Linked DNA regions of Homo sapiens: region 1 is linked to region 2. Evidence: read pairs that join two places in POLR2A ChIA-PET (ENCODE). Cell type or tissue: CD4-positive, alpha-beta T cell. All regions are shown on one strand.

The links. Peaks named below come from ENCODE experiments on the same cell type or tissue, not always from the same donor. Only the 100,000 strongest peaks of a DNase experiment are listed, where the experiment ranks them.
Region 1: POLR2A ChIA-PET joins it to region 2 with 8 read pairs; 2 of 35 experiments call an interaction of 5 or more read pairs at or near these places.

The regions. Positions count from the first base shown.
Region 1 is chr7:139,665,419-139,673,418 of GRCh38, forward strand. The region is part of intron 2 of HIPK2 (homeodomain interacting protein kinase 2); the gene reads right to left. Among named protein-coding and RNA genes, the nearest start is that of HIPK2, 110 kb to the right of the region's middle. RefSeq lists a silencer at 7,338-7,487. In CD4-positive, alpha-beta T cell, no CTCF peak of the experiment used is centred here; a DNase peak (open chromatin) is centred at 4,173.
Region 2 is chr7:138,906,172-138,914,171 of GRCh38, forward strand. KIAA1549 reads right to left here. Exons shown (of 20, transcript NM_001164665.2): 3 at 6,201-6,289; 4 at 4,975-5,152; 5 at 2,820-2,950; 6 at 748-931. Among named protein-coding and RNA genes, the nearest start is that of KIAA1549, 71 kb to the right of the region's middle. In CD4-positive, alpha-beta T cell, no CTCF peak of the experiment used is centred here; no DNase peak of the experiment used is centred here; H3K27me3 peaks cover 29 bases.

The DNA of each region.
Region 1 (8,000 bases), 760 kb after region 2:
AAAATAAAACCCAACAAACTCCTTTTATGTAAAGTATCAGGAATTTGCTGTGTCTTCCCCATTTTCTTAGCTTATGCCCTAGCTATGCATGCGCTGACCTGGCTCTCCTGGATAGAGCACTGCCTTCAGCCTCCTGGCCACATCCATCCATCCATCCATCCATCCATCCATCCATCCATCCATCCATCCACCCATGGTGCTTAGTCACAATTTTTATTCTACTACTCACTAACCAGAAATCTACAAGCATTCTTTATCCTCATTATATTACCAAACTCCTCCCCTCTAAATGAGTGCCTGGGCCTTCACTTTTTCTTCCATGCATGCTCACTCCATTTGGGCACCCAGTGCCATCTGCCTAGCTAATCTGACCCAGATGCTCATTTGTTCAAGGTCCTTCAGCATTCAGTTCAGTTCAAATGTCTGTAATGTGACTTGTTCATGTTGAGCTTTGAGAACATTCTTCAGTCATTTCATGTCTTCTGTTTACAAGCAGACTGTAAGCTCTTTCAAGTCAATAAGGAGGTCTGCCTTTTTTTTTTTTTTTTTTAAACACTGAGCTGCCCAGATGGTGCTTTCAAGATAGCAATTATGTGATAGGTCCTGCCGATAGACAGTGACTATTGGGGGCCAGAAGCCAATTTCTGTAAGGACTGGCAATGACACCCAATCAAAGACACACAAGAGAAAAGCGTAGGGATGACATGGTAGCCTGTTTCGGGAGACTGCCATTGTCAAAATAATTCACTAGTGTACTGAAGAGCAATGTTTTCCCTGTTTTGTTCCTCCTTCAAAGAAAAGGTCAAGAAGAGTGTTTAAAAAAAAAATCACAGTTTAAAATGAGGGAGGAATGTCAAGCTATTATTTCCAGCTACCATGGGTTCAGGCCTTCTGAGACTTGAGGAGCAGGGGCTGCCGTGGTGTGTCCTCTGAAAGAGGCCTTCGCCACGAAAGCACAGAAGACCCAGGGCTCACTGGAACCATCAAGGGTCCTCTGGTTCTTCTTAAAGTCAAAGATTAGGTGCCAAAATGTCAGTTTATGTACTGGCAAATATCATCTTCTTCCTTGGGGCTTTAAGTACTCAGATAAGATGCAACAGAATGAACTGTCCCACAGAGTAAATAACTTTCTGGGAGTAGGTAAAAGACTCTCAGAAAAGCAGTCACTCTTTTAGAAGGCCACAAATGAATACAATCATTTGTTAAGAGGCACCACAGTACAACAAGACACCATATTTTGGGGATATGGACTGATGCCTTCTAGTCCTCCATAAAGTGCTGATATAACAAAAAGATGTTAGAAATGTATTAGACAACTTCGTAACAACATGAAGAAAACAAAATTTAAAAAATCCACATTCTGGCTGGGTACAGTGGCTCACACCTATAATCCTAGCAGTTTGGGAGGCCGAGGCAGGTAGACGGCCTGAGGTCAGGAGTTCTAGACCAGCCTGGCCAAAATGGCGAAACCCGTCTCTGCTGCTATACAAAAATTAGCTGGGTGTAGTGGCAGGATCCTGTAATCCCAGCTACTCAGGAGGCTGAGGCAGAAGAATCGCTTGAACCTTGTTGGGGGGCAGAGGTTGCAGTGAGCCGAGATTGCGCCACTGCACTCCAGCCTGGGCAACAGAGCGAGACTCCTTCTTAAAAAAAAAAAACAAAACAAAAAAACTCCACACTCTAACTCTAACACAATAAATTTTCATTTAACTCCTTAAATACATAGTTGTAATCATAGTATCATATAATTTTGCATTCTTTTTGTCACTTGATAGCCTATAGTTACCCTTGCATAGTTTTGGTCTTTCTACTTATAATCAAGTCCACCAATTATTAATATTCCATCTTATAAACTTTGTCACTGCTCATTTGCTGATTTTGGTTGTTTTTAATATTTAATCTTTAGAAACAGTTGGATAATCACATATACACATATAGCTTTTAAAAAATTAATTACTTATAATTTTAAGGAATGAGATCATCAGGTAAAAGGATATAAAAATATTCATGGCTGGGGATATGATTTGAAAAACTGACCTTTAGAAGAACTGTACACATACATAGTTTTTAATTAATTTTATACTTTTTGATCTACCCTTTGTGACAACTAGTAACACTGCAGAGTGTCACTAATCTGGTGCTGAATCACTGCTGCAGGATCCTAATGTAGTGACTGCCATTTCAGAAGTGGTACTGACTCACTAGCTTTTATAATCAGAAAACAACAACAAAGAATGAGCTGCTTTTTAGAAACATTGCCAGATTCTCGGGAAAATATTTGTACATTTGTATAATATATAAAACATATTGGTTAATTTCCTTTATACATTAGAACAATCTAGTTTCATAGGTGTTAAGTAGTAAATATATTCTATTTTACTTTGGCTTATCTTTTAGGTAAGAACAAAGAAAGCAATTACTTGTGGCTGGGAGCGGTGGCTCGCACCTGTAATCCCAGCAGCACTTTGGGAGGCCGAGATGGGTGGATCACCTGAGGTCAGGAGTTCGAGACCAGCCTGACCAATATGATGAAACCCTGTCTCTACTAAAAATACAAAAATTAGCCGGGTGTGATGGCATGCACTGTCATCTCAGCTACTCGGAAGGCTGAGACAGGCGATCGCTTGAACCCAGGAGGTGGAGGTTGCAGCAAGCCGAGATCAAACCATTGCACTCCAGCCTGGGTGACAAGCGCAAAACTCCATCTCAAAAAAAAAAAAAAAAAGCAAGCAAGCAAGCAGTTACCTGCATATGATATGCAACTAAAATCAACGGTATCTTATGCAATAATAGATAACCTCAGTGTTAACTAAGTAAGTATAATTAATGTGAAATGCTATTTTAAAAAGGTATGATTTACTGGCCGAGTGCAGTGGCTCACACCTGTAATCCCAGCACTTTGGGAGGCCGAGGTGGGTGGATCACGAGGTCAGGAGATCAAGACCATCCTGGCTAACATGGTGAAACCCCATCTCTACTAAAAATACAAAAAAATTAGCTGGGCATGGTGGTGTGTGCCTGTAGTTCCAGCTACTCGGGAGGCTGAGGCAGGAGAATGGCGTGAACCCGGGAGGCAGAGCTTGCAGTGAGCAAGCTCCAGTGAGATCGCGCCACTGCACTCCAGCCTGGGTGACAGAGCAAGGCTCTGTCTCAAAAAAAAAAAAAAAGGTATGATTTACTTTTCATTTAACTGGGTGTCTGGTGAGACATTTCTCACCTGAGGCATGGATAAATATCTGAAGTTTGATTAGAAAAAATTAACAAATGGAATCTATTCTGTTAGAGTTTAATGCCATTAATTTTGTGATTAAAAGTTACAAATGCTATTCAAAATTTCTGGGTCTGACTGGTTACAGTTGCACATTAAATTGGATATTAGCTGTTCTATTTAGTTGAGATAAAATCCAGCTTTGAATCCAAATGGTTAAAAATGGTGAAGTAAAAGAAGACTGATGACTGTTTTAGAAATGCAATTATTTACATGATTGGCTTTTGTCTGTATGCCTTTCAAATGTCAAGATATTCTGAAAATAATCAAATAACCATGAAAGAATTCACGTGGAAGGATCACTTTAACCTGTGCCTTATATAATGTACTCAATTTACAGAAAAGCCAATTCCACGTTCTTATCCAAAACAATAAAATCAATGATGCAGCCTTAAAATCTCTTTCTCTGGATTAATCCCTTTACCTAACAACTACATTCTAAAAACTGAGGACTTATCATTCTGGATAGGGAGTGACCTTTTGGGAAGAATCACAGAGTCCTCTCCCCAGCCCGAGACCACTATCAATCCCCTTGGCTAGGGGGTCAACTGTGTACTCAGCTTCCTTTTAAGTCATTTCAAAGGATGAACAATAAACAGAAGCCGTGCTCTCCCAATTTGAGGCATTGGTGATCTGGCAGGGGAGATAACACCCAAATAGGGAGATAATTGTATTGTGACTGTACATAATTAAAGGCAGCGGTGACAGTAATAAGCCCGTTTTTTCTTTTGTAGACTGAGAGAGAAAGATCTTAAAAAGTTGTCTTCTTGAATTCAGCCTTTCAAGACTCATTGGTGAATGACAAAATGAGACATCTGGTTCTCCAAAATGTATCTGTTGAGCATGGTTCTTACACGGATGGTATCTGGCAAATAGAGATGAGCATGAGACCACATAAATGCCACAGGAAATTCCCAGGTCTCACTGAACTGTTTCATTCGCAAAAACACTGTCACAGCCAGTGGGCGGGTGGGGGGGACACATTAAGTGATGAAATAAAACGTACTAAAGCACAGAATGTCAGATACTTCACACACACACAAAAACTACAATTACGCTAGGCTACATCAATTATCATGGAATAAAAAGATTACAAACATTACAAATGTGTGAGTGTGGTTTTTTTAGGAAATTAATTAAATATAAAGAGCTATTGATGGTGGTCATATGGCAATGAGGTCAACACGAAAGCCAGGCACTAGAGTACCCATGGATGAATTTTCAACTGGAATAATCAAGCTTTATTTACTTTTTGTGGCCATGATTTTAACCTTTTACTTATTGAGATGCCAAGACAAATCAAAACGGCACACAATTAACCTGTTAAATTTATTTTTCACAAGGCCTGCTAAAAGATGTGGTTGAAATTACTCTCAAATTGCTTTCGGAGGTTTGGCAAGTGAGACAATACAAGAAAAACTAAACATTTTCAAGTCATATTGTTTTGAGAGGCGGGCCTGAGAAGGTTCAAGTCCTAAAAGGCTGTTGTCCTACAAGGCTGTTTGTTTTTCCGGGCGGGTTGGGGTTGCCAGACTCAAAGAGTCCCCCTGATCTGCATTCTGAATTGAGATTCTGGACATTGCCACCCAGCTCTTCATATGTCTAAGGAAACTGTGGCTGGGGATGGTGGCTCACACCTGTGACCCCAGCATTGTGGTAGGCTGAAGAGGGAGGATCATTTGAGGCCAAGAGTTCAAGACCAGCCAGGGCATCATAACGAGAGCCTATCTCTACAAAAAATCAGTTAAAAAAAAAAATTAGCTGGGCATGATGGCACACACCTGTAGTCCCAGCTACTCCAGGAGGATTGCTTGAGCCTAGGAGACTGAGGTTGCAGTGAGCCATGATTGCACCACTGCACTCCAGCCTGGGTGATAGAGCAAGACCCTGTCTTGAAAAAAAAAAAGAACAAAAAAAGTGAAGGAAAAATAAAAAAAAATGGTGTAATTATTTGATTCCTGCTGACTGCAGCTATTAAAAAGGGAGGTGTGTAGCTACCACCTTTGCATTCCCAATCATTCAAAATAGGTTTTATTTCTTTTTCTTTTCTTTCTTTCTTTCTTTCTTTCTTTCTTTTTTTTTTTTTTTTTTTTTTGAGGCAGAGTCTTGCTCTGCTGTCCAGGCTGGAGTGCAATGGCACAATCTCAGCTCACTGCCCTCTCCGCCTTCCAGATTCAAGCAATTCTGCCTCAGCCACCCTAGTGGCGGGGATTACAGGCCTGCGCCACCATGCCTGGCTAATTTTTGTATTTTTGGTAGAGACAGGGTTTTGCCACGTTGTCCAGGCTGGTCTCCAACTCCTGGCCTCAAGTGATTTGCCCGCCTCAGCCTCCCCAAGTGCTGGGATTACAGGTGTAAGCCACCGCACCCGGCCCAAAATAGGTTTTTAAAGCCAATTTTAAATACCTTCTAGTTCTCATTACAACTTGAAAAATAACACTTTAAAACTCCACAACTGGAAACAATGAACCAAAAGAGTGATCTGCTACAGAAAGAACATTAAGATATTTTTATAATACTTGAAAACAAAGTATTACAACTGGAATTCAGGGAATTGAAATTGGCATGTCAAACAATAATAGAAGATTCTAAAGGTAAAAAGTAGAATAATTAAAAGAAATAGTAATTATACCAAAGACAGGTTTATAGAAAACAACACTGGTGAACTTTGTATTTACTGACTTACTTAAAAAGAACTTCTAGCGTGACATTTTTTCTAACATTGTAATTGCCCTGCACCTATCTTTACATGAGTCTCCATAAACACTGCTGAATGTAGATCAGAAAATTGAAGATGATTAAGAACTGTTTATCTGATCTGTGTACCAAAATGGATTAGACTCATTGGTAGTACTTTCAGTTGAGAATAAAGTTTTTTTTTTTGACAGAGTCTCTCGCTGTGCCACCCAGGCTAGAGTGCAATGGCATGATCTCGGCTCACTGCAACCTCCGTCTCCTGGTTCAAGCAATTCTCCTGCCTCATCCTTCCAAGTAGCTGGGATTACAGGCGCACGCCACCACCCCAGCTAATTTTTTTGCATTTTTAGTAGAGACAGGGTTTCACCATGTTGGCCAGGCTGGTCTCGAACGACCTCAGGTGATCTGCCTGCCTCGGCCTCCCAAAGTGCTGGGATTATAGGTGTGCGCCACTGCACCCGGCTGAGAATCAAGTTTTAATGAAGTGACTTTAATGCATTTATGAGAAATGGTCATCACTAAAATCTAAGCCTTGAATGTGATAGTTCAGATTCAAGGCAAAGAATTTTTTAATTCCTCCCATTTGTTTGCTACTTATACCTCTGGTTTAAAAAGATACATCTGAAGTTTAACATTATATGATTCTAGATTTTTATAAAAGATTTTTATGAGTTTCTTATAGTTTATGTCTATAGCTTACTCATTCATTGTTCAATATTTATCTAGTGACCACAGTGTATGCTGAACACTGATTTAGATGCTAAAGATAATGCAGGGAATAAAACAGATGATTCGCCTACAGATGACTCCCTGCCCTCACGGAATTTACATCTACCTCATAACACTTGAAGATAAGTAGAATTGATTAGCTAGTGATTTAGTTACCTGAAAATCAAATGCTACATTTATGTAAGTTGGCATGAAATTATAAAATATCTTTCATAGCGAGGACCAGTCAAGATGATAAAAACTACTGGGTAAGTTCTAAATATGTCATACCAAGTAACCATTAACTATTTGTAAAAAAAATGGTCAGTTTAAGTCTTGACTTAGAACATGAAGACTTCAAAAAAAATAATTACAAGTAACTTTTTTTTTTGAGATGGAGTTTCGCTCTTGTAGCTCCAGCTGGAGTGCAATGGCGCGATCTCGGCTCACTGCAACCTCTGCCTCCTGGGTTCAGGTGATTCTCCTGCCTCAGCCTCCTGAGTAGCTACAGGCGCTGCCACCACGCCCGCCTAATTTTTTGTATTTTCAGTAGTGATGGGGTTTCGCCATGTTGGCCAGGCTGGTCTCGAACTCCTGACCTCAGGTGATCCACCCGCTTCAGCCTCCCAAAGTGCTGGGATTACAGGCATGAGCCACCGCGCCTGGCCACAAGTAACATTTTTATTCACTTCTGGTGATTAATTAGAATCACTGAACCAGAATCATAGTTTATTTAATCATCGCAGGTTGTCTTCTACATGACTACCTCATCTTTAACTTCTGTATTAATAAAGAATTTGCACTTTCACTATTCTCAGTCATGGTATGACTCAATGTTTTAGAACTTAGTATCCTCCTTGCAAAAAGTAATGCGAGCTGGAACAAAGCCCATAAGGTAACATTTACCACCTGGAACAATCAAAACAAATATTTTAACAGCAATAGATTTGTGGAGGACAGAAAGTCCTAGTGGCTAGAACAGTGGTGATTAGAAAAGCAGTGGTTAGAACTTTTTTTTTTTTTTTAATGAAAAAGATGGGAGGGAAGATGGCCACTAAATTGTATTTGAAACCAAAAGAAGTGACCCATCTGCTCTGGGGCCCGTGGAGAGAGAAGAGAGTGCAGATTACGAACTGGGAATGCAGAAGACAGAAAGATGATCAGCTGGAAACAAACTGAAGGAGTGTGTTGGCTAGCAACACATAATGAGAGTAGGGGCAGGCTTCTGACCTTGATGGTGGCGGAGCCGCATTCTCTCGCATAATCTGTCAGTTCTCTCTCTCTCTTACAGGAGACCAGCCTGTCTGGGAAAAAGTCACTTAGCTAC
Region 2 (8,000 bases):
TCAGATATTTCATTTGAAAAAAGTGGTCCAGGTGAAAATACTCTGTATGATACTAAAATGGAGAATCCATGCCATTTGCATGTCATTACACATTTGTTCAAACCCACAGAATGCACGACACCCAGGGTGAACCTTAATGTAAACTATGGGCTATGGATGATGATGCAGGTTCAACCAATGATGCAGGATCAACCAATGCAGGTTGATCACTGTAACAAATGGGCCACTGTGCTGGGGGATGCTGATAATGGAGGTTATGAATGTGCGGAAGCAGGAGGTATATGGGAAATCTGTGAACTCTCCGATCATATCTGCTGTGAATCCAAAAACTTCACTAAAAAAACTCAAGTCTTTTACTATTATTCTAAGTGAAATAATTCAGGAATGGAAAACCAAACATCGTATGTTCTCACTGATATGTGGGAGCTAAGCTATGAGGACACAAAGGCATAAGAATGATACAATGGACTTTGGAGACTTGGGGGGAAGAGTGGCGGGAGGAGGGATAAAAGACTACAAATGTGGAGCAGTGTATACTGCTCGGGTGATGGGTGCACCAGGATCTCAAAAATCACCACTAAATAACTTACTCGTGCAACCAAATACCACCTGTACCCCAACGCCTTATGGAAAAATAATTTTTAAAAAATCAAGTCTTTTAAAAAACTAAAAAAATTTTAAGAAGAGGTCTTCCACCAAAAATGCCCGCCATCACCTCCCCAGCATGTCCAAGAGGGCTGTACTCACGCTCTGCGATCTGCAGCACTGGGTATCCCAGATAGAAACTGAACTCCACCACACTCAAGTTTCTGAGCAGCTCGCTCACTTCCGACCCATTCAAAAATCCCTGTGTGCTTTTAACCGCAAAGATGATATTCACCGGGCCCCGCCGAGGAGTCACCCTTGAGGAACTGATGGTGATATTCAAGATCTGAAAGAATAAAGTCAGAATAAGCTTCTATAATAAAACATTCTGCTGAAAGCTTAACCATGATTTCTCTCTCACAGGTCCTCTCACCGATTTTTTTAAAGGAGGTAAAGTTTTTAAAGGAAACGTAACTGGCTTTCTAACCTGGTTCCCTTTTGTAAGAGTTTAACTGCTCAGTTTATGGAAAATGTTTCTTACATTAAGTGATGAACTGAGCACATGTACAGCTCCTCCCACCCCAAATGCCACTGAAATAACAATAAGCTGAACACAGGGGAATAAATCCACAACAGCACTGAGAATGGAAGAAAACTAGAGATTCCGTCAAACCTCTGGGGGATGAAGAAAGGATGGGATTGGATTGATATAAACCAGAACAGAGAAAGCCAGAATCCAAAACATACACAAGCATGGGCTGCAGCAGAGCCAAGGGCCACGCTCTCCAAGAGGACCAGGAGGGGCTCTGTGGCAGAGATCAGCAGGAATGAGACCAAGAGCAGGCTACACAGTGGTAATCAGTATAATTAATTACAAGGCTGTGCCAAAGAGCTGAGTGTATTGCCTTCCTCCTCCGTCCTTCCTAACTGCCACACCCAGGCCAACAGAGGTGCTAGCAGCAGCCAGGCCCTCACCCAGAACAAGACTGCCTCCTGAGGAAAACAAACTCCTGCCTAAGAGGACTATGGTGGGTCTGGGCCCTAACCAAGAAGGTGGGCAGAGGCTAAGATAACTCCTGTGCACACCGAAGAAGGAAAGAAAATGAATGAAAACGCAGCTAGCTCTGCCCTGAGACACACACTAAAGTGCCCCATCCCCTAGGAAGAACCTCTTTATCTAGATGCTGGAAGGAGGGTGTTCCCTGTCTGCTTGTCTCTGACCACACACTGCACCCAGAGAGAAGCCCACGCTGACATATTCTGCCCCAGACCCAGCGCTCCGACGAATTTTCCCACCAGGAGATGGAGCTGACGTAGAAAGAGATCCCCACAGCTCAAGGGGAAAGCTGTGCCAGCTACTAAAATGAACAACTTGGTTCTTCATTCCTAACAACAAACCAACAGTCTCCAGATTTACAGAAACTAACAGCACGAAAGCAAAGCACCGAGATCAACATGCAGAGCAAGGACTGCAGAGAAAACAGGAATGACTTAGGAAACAGAAGACGCATTTTAACAATTCTAATTAACGTCCTCAGAGACTTTTAAGGTGACACTGCATCATCGCAGGAAAGCCTACAATGAAAATGGAGCAAAGAACAATGAACAAAAAGCTTAAAAATTCAGTAGAGGGATTGCATAACATAATGGACACAGCTAAGGACTAAATTCATGACTTGGAGGACGACATTTAGTAAATCTGTAAAAACAGAGAATAAAGAGATGGAAAATATGAGGAAAAAATAAGAAACATGGAAAGTGGATCCAGGAGCACCAAAATCTATTTTAACATCCATTTTGGAAAGAGAGAGGAAAGAATGTAGAGGGAAAAAAATCAAAGAAACATAAAAACATCAGCAGTTTCCATATGATACGTACAACACCCGTTCTTAGTAGCTATATGGAAACAACAGTATGGGTAGGCATTCCCCCATTGGATATTTAGGTTGATACCATTCCTTTCTAGGTAATTCTTGAATTTCCTGAATATGGTCATGTTTCTTCAGCTCACCATATCTGAGCTCCCTGGGTATCAGCTACTCTGCAACCCTCAAAGATGCTCAGCCTGTGCACGCTATGCCGACCTTACGCCACAGGAATAGATCAATCCCGACTCACATAAACTGGGTTTCCGCCACTGGAGGGAATAAGAGTTAAGCACATCTTAAACAATGTGGAACAATTTCCCCTTCAAGGGCTAAAGCCTTCTGCTCTGCATTCAGTGATATTCTCACCTGCACCGTGAGGTTATACGTTCCCTGGTGGTGTTTTCTCACTTCAAAGAGAGCTGTCATTAGGCCTTTCTCAATGCGCTGGGTGAAGTTGCAGAAGCCAGTATCCACACTCGGAGGCACAAACTGAAGTACTGAAAAGAAAAGCAATCAAAGTCCCATAAATGAGGTGTTTGTGCTTCTGAAGTATTAAGGAATCAAGAGAGAGAAACATCGTATCTAAATCAACCAATTCATCCATAGTATGGGATTAAGTACTGTGATGTAACATTTCTACGTATTTTCTCACGGAAATGTAAAAGGTAACTTTGCAGTAAATGAAGACATGCAATGTGACGGTGACTGGTATCATTTTAAAATGAAAAATATCTAAGATAAGAATTTGAGTATCAAAAGACACAATGGATGGAAACATTTCAAACATATATAAATTCATTGTAGATGAATTCTTGAATATTTATGGGTGAAATGACATGATACCTGGCATTGCTTGAAAACACTCTAGTGTCCACAAAAACGTTCACAGGGGATAGATGAAACAAAATTGGTGATGTTGATAAATTTTTTTTAAGCTTAACCATGGGTATATGTAGACTTAGTACTCTCTCTACTTTTGTAAATGTTTGAACATGTCCACAATGAAAAGTTAAATATGATATTTAGAAATTACTGTTAACAGCCAGGTACAGCGGCTCACGCCTGTAATTCCAGCACTTTGGGAGGCTGAGGCGGGCAGATCATTTGAGATCAGGAGTTCGAAACCAGCCTGGCCAACATGGTGAAACCCCATCTCTACTAAAAATACAAAAATTAGCCGGACATGGTGGTGGGTGCTTGTAATCCCAGCCACTCAGGAGGCTCAGGCAAGAGAATTGCCTGAGCCCGGGAGGCAAAGGTTGCAGTGAGCAGAGATCGCGCCATTGCACTCTAGCCTGAGCAACAAAGCAAGACTCCAGCTCCAAAAAAAAGAAAAGAAAAGAAATCACTGTTAACTTCATATACATGTTTAAAGTCTTTATCTTTTAGAGGCTATATAGGCTGAAATATGTGTGGGCGAGATGATACGATGCCTGAGATTTACTTTAAAATAGTACAAGAGGAGGGGAAGTAGATAGTAGATGGGGGTGTGGCTATAACAAGACTGGCTAGGAACGGAAAAGTGGTTGAAGACATATGAGTACACAGTGGTCTGTTAAACTATTCTACGTACTTTTGTACATGCTTGAAATTTCCCATAATTATAAACACTTTTAAAAGTTAAATAATAAGGTCAGGTGTGGTAGCTCACACCCGTAATCCCAGCACTTTGGGAGGCCAAGACAGGAGGATCGCTTGAGCCCAGGAGTTCAACACCAGTCTGGGCAACTTAGGAAGACCCCATCTCTACAAAACATAATGTTTCTTAAATTCTTTTTTTTTTTTTTTTTTGAGATAGGGTCTCACTCTGTTGTCCAAGCTGGAGTGCAGTGGCACGATCTCGTCTCACTGCAGTCTCCACCTCCTGGGTTCAAGTGATTCTCCTGCCCCAGCCACCCAAGTCACTGGGATTACAGGCGTATGCCACCATATCTGGCTAATTTTTGTATTTTTAGTAGAGATGAGGTTTCGCCATGTTGCCCAGGCTCATCTCAAACTCCAGAGCTCAAGTGATCTGCTCGCCTCAGCCTCTCAAAGTGCTGAGATTACAGGCATGAGCCATCGCACTTGGTCTAATTTTTTTTTTTTTTTTTTTTGTAGAGACAGGGTTTCATCATGCTGCCCTGGCTGGTCTCAAACTCATGAACTCAAGTGATCCATCTGCCTCAGCCTCCCAACCTCCTCTGCCTCAGCTCCCACCTGGTGGGACTACAGGTGTGAGCCACCATACCTGGCCTAAAAAAAAATTAAAAAAAAAATTAGCCACGCATGGTGGTATACACTTTTAGTCCTAACTACTCAGGAGGCTGAGGCAGGAGGATTGTTCGAGCTCAGGGGTTCAAGGCTACAGTGAGCTATAATCACACCACTGCATTCCAGCCTGGGCAACAGACTGAGATCCTGTCTCTAAAAATCATCATCATAATAATAAATTCTAAAAATGATTTCCAATATTTTAGAAAGATAAAAAAAAAATGAAATTCTTTTTACAAATAAAAACAACTATGCTGAGCTGTCTCACCTGTTTGAACTTGGAACCTGGACTCTGGCACAAGGAAAGAAGGTTTCACAGACAGGATTAAAGGAGTCTGGTCACGGACAAGCTTACTGTTTATAAGCACATTTATGACGGATATTGCCGTGTAAACGAAAGGACCGGATGTTACCAGAAAAGTGAAGTCAGTAAATAGTTCGTAAACCTAGGGAAATAAGAAATACAAAGACAATTCAAACTTAAAGGAAGTTGTGTTACACAGAAAAATAAAAAATTATAAACTAAAAAAACTGGTAGTTTTGAATGAAGGGGTAGTGCATCACGGATAATCAAAATTTTATTTTAGTTACTGCTTTTACTCTCTGCCAACCTTTGCAAAAACAACACAAAATTATAAGAGCAGCAAGAAAGAACAGTCAGAAATATGAACTGAATAATGAGTTATAGGGCATTCAAGCTGTTTGTTGTATTTAAAACACATAGACAAGAGTACTTATCCTATTGAGCAGCACTGTCCAAAATAAATATGCAATTTAAAAATTTCTAGTGGCCACATTAAAAAACATAAGAACAGGTGAAATTAATTTTAAATACATTTTATTTAATATATCTAAAATATCATTTCAACATGAAGTCAATACAAAACACTATTAATGAGATATTCTACCCTCCTTTTTTCACTGCATTTTTCAAGTCTGGTATGTATTTTCCACCCACAGCCCATCTCCGTTTGGACGAGCCCCATTTCACTGCTGTATCGCCATGCGTGGGGCGCGGTTCTGGTTCCGGATGGCTCTGCTCTAGATGGACTGTGGCTTTCTAGGATCATTCAGTCTAAAAGATTTGGATCTCCATCTCTATCCTACCAAATGTCCAGAAAGATGCACCTGTACTCACTCTAACGTCTAATTTAAACACGAATCCAAGTCCTTTCATGTGAATCAAGGGAAGTAAAATCACGAAGGCTGTCACCCCAGACTGCTGCCTCTGGTCTGAGAGCCCTTTGTTCCAACTCTGCCAACACATCCCCTAAAGGACTAACCCTGACCTCATGTGGGATCAGGAAAGACCTCCTCGATGCAGTGACGGTGGAATGGAGATCCAGAGGATGAGCAGGACTTAACCAGGAACAGACAAGAGGGAAGAGATGAAATAGAATGATTCCATGGCCATAATCACCTGCCTCTAACCTGGGGCTCTCACATCAGCCCCAGTCTCACCAGACATCACACTCCTGAGCCACCAGGACTCACCTTCAGTTCCACTGCACGGTTGAAGTGAATCCTCAGTACTTCTTTGATTGCTGTAATGATGTACTCCTGCACAGCTCTTCTGGCCAGCACTGCAAATGAAAGCAAACCACCAAATGCCTTTTCATGTCATTATGAATAACAAACACACCAGACTTCTGGACCCCAGCACTGTGCCAAAATGTGTTAGCAGTTCCAAAAGTCTTTTTGTAAAATAAAGGCCAGACCAAGACAGAACAGGGGTTAAGGATCTAGTTGCTGCTAACTACCTGGAGAAGAACAGCAGTGGGGACCTTGAAGACACCAGGTCAACTCTGCATAGCATCAGCTCAACACACTAAGAAAACCCTCTTTGCCCCAGATAGGTTAGATCAGGAATCAGCAGTGATGACCCAGCCAGGGGACAAGGAGCTTCCAGTTCTCATTTTCACCTGGACAAATTCCAGGCTGTCTCTCGGCTATGTCCCTGACAACAAAACATGAGGCTTTAAAAGCTCTCAGAAGGAACATTTTTCTTTTCTTTTCTTTTTGAGACCCGCTCTGTCGCCCAGGCTGGAGTGCAGTGGCGCAATCTTGGCTCACTGTAAGCTCCGCCTCCCGGGTTCACACCATTCTCCTGCCTCAGCCTCCTGAGTAGCTGGGACTACAGGTGCCTGCCACCACGCCCGGCTAATTTTTTGTACTTTTAGTAGAGATGGGGTTTCACCGTGTTAGCCAGGATGGTCTTGATCTCCTAACCTTGTGACCCACCTGCCTCAGCCTCCCAAAGTGCTGGGATTATAGACGTGAGCCACCGCACCCAGCCAGAAGTAACATTTTTAAAGGCCTTAAGATGTTACTCAACAAAACCAGATGACATCTTCCTCTGTAAAATGAGGTCTCCTACCCCAATGTTTCAAGGCAAAGGTGAAGAGTTTTTACCACTAATCATGGGGAAAAACGAATTCCACAATTCCCACATATTAAAATTTTATGTAGGAAATAAAATATTTCTCATAACCAAAGCCTAGTTCTGTTTGACTGTTTTCATATTTTAAAAGTTCCATTTAAAAATCTATACTAATAAGTAAGCCTGTCTCTCAGTATTTAGTAAGCGTGTTCTTCTTTTTCCTATTTTTTCTCTCCTCTTCCATCAACTTCCCATAATGCAGAATTAGAATACACTTGATATTATCATTGTTTTCCATTTCCTGATTTTAATTTTTTAAAGTAGAGACAGAATCACTCTGTATTCTTCATTCTTTAAAACAAAAATGTTTAATTTATATTTGATTGTTTTTTTCTAGGAATCAGTGATCTGAAGTTTTTTTAAAGGTGAGTGGAGGCTCCTTTATTAGTTTATGAGACCACTGGAACAAATCCACAGCCCCAACCACCTTGCTGAGTCACACCAGCAGCCAACTCCGCATGGCCCACATAGGCTCCAAGTGGGTTGGACTATGCTATAGATCTGAAAGGGAAAGATAAAATGAGGAGGAAGGAAAGGGGGAAGAGTGGCAAGAAGGAAAGATGCCTTATTTAAGGAAGGAAATGAAGAGGGAGGGAGAAATGAGGAAAGAGGGAGACAGGAGGGAGGAGGGAGACAGGAAGGAGGAGGGGACAGAAAAGGAGGAGGGAGGGAGAGGAGGGAGAAGGAAAGAAGGAAGGAAGGAAGAAAGGAAGGGAGGAAGGCAGGGAGGGAGGGAGGGAGGCAAGAGCTAAACTCGGGGGAAACAGAGGCAGAATGGGAAGTCAGAAACAGAAAATCCCTAAATAGGAAAGCAGGAAGAACACATTGTAAGCAGCCCCACACAGCTAAAGACA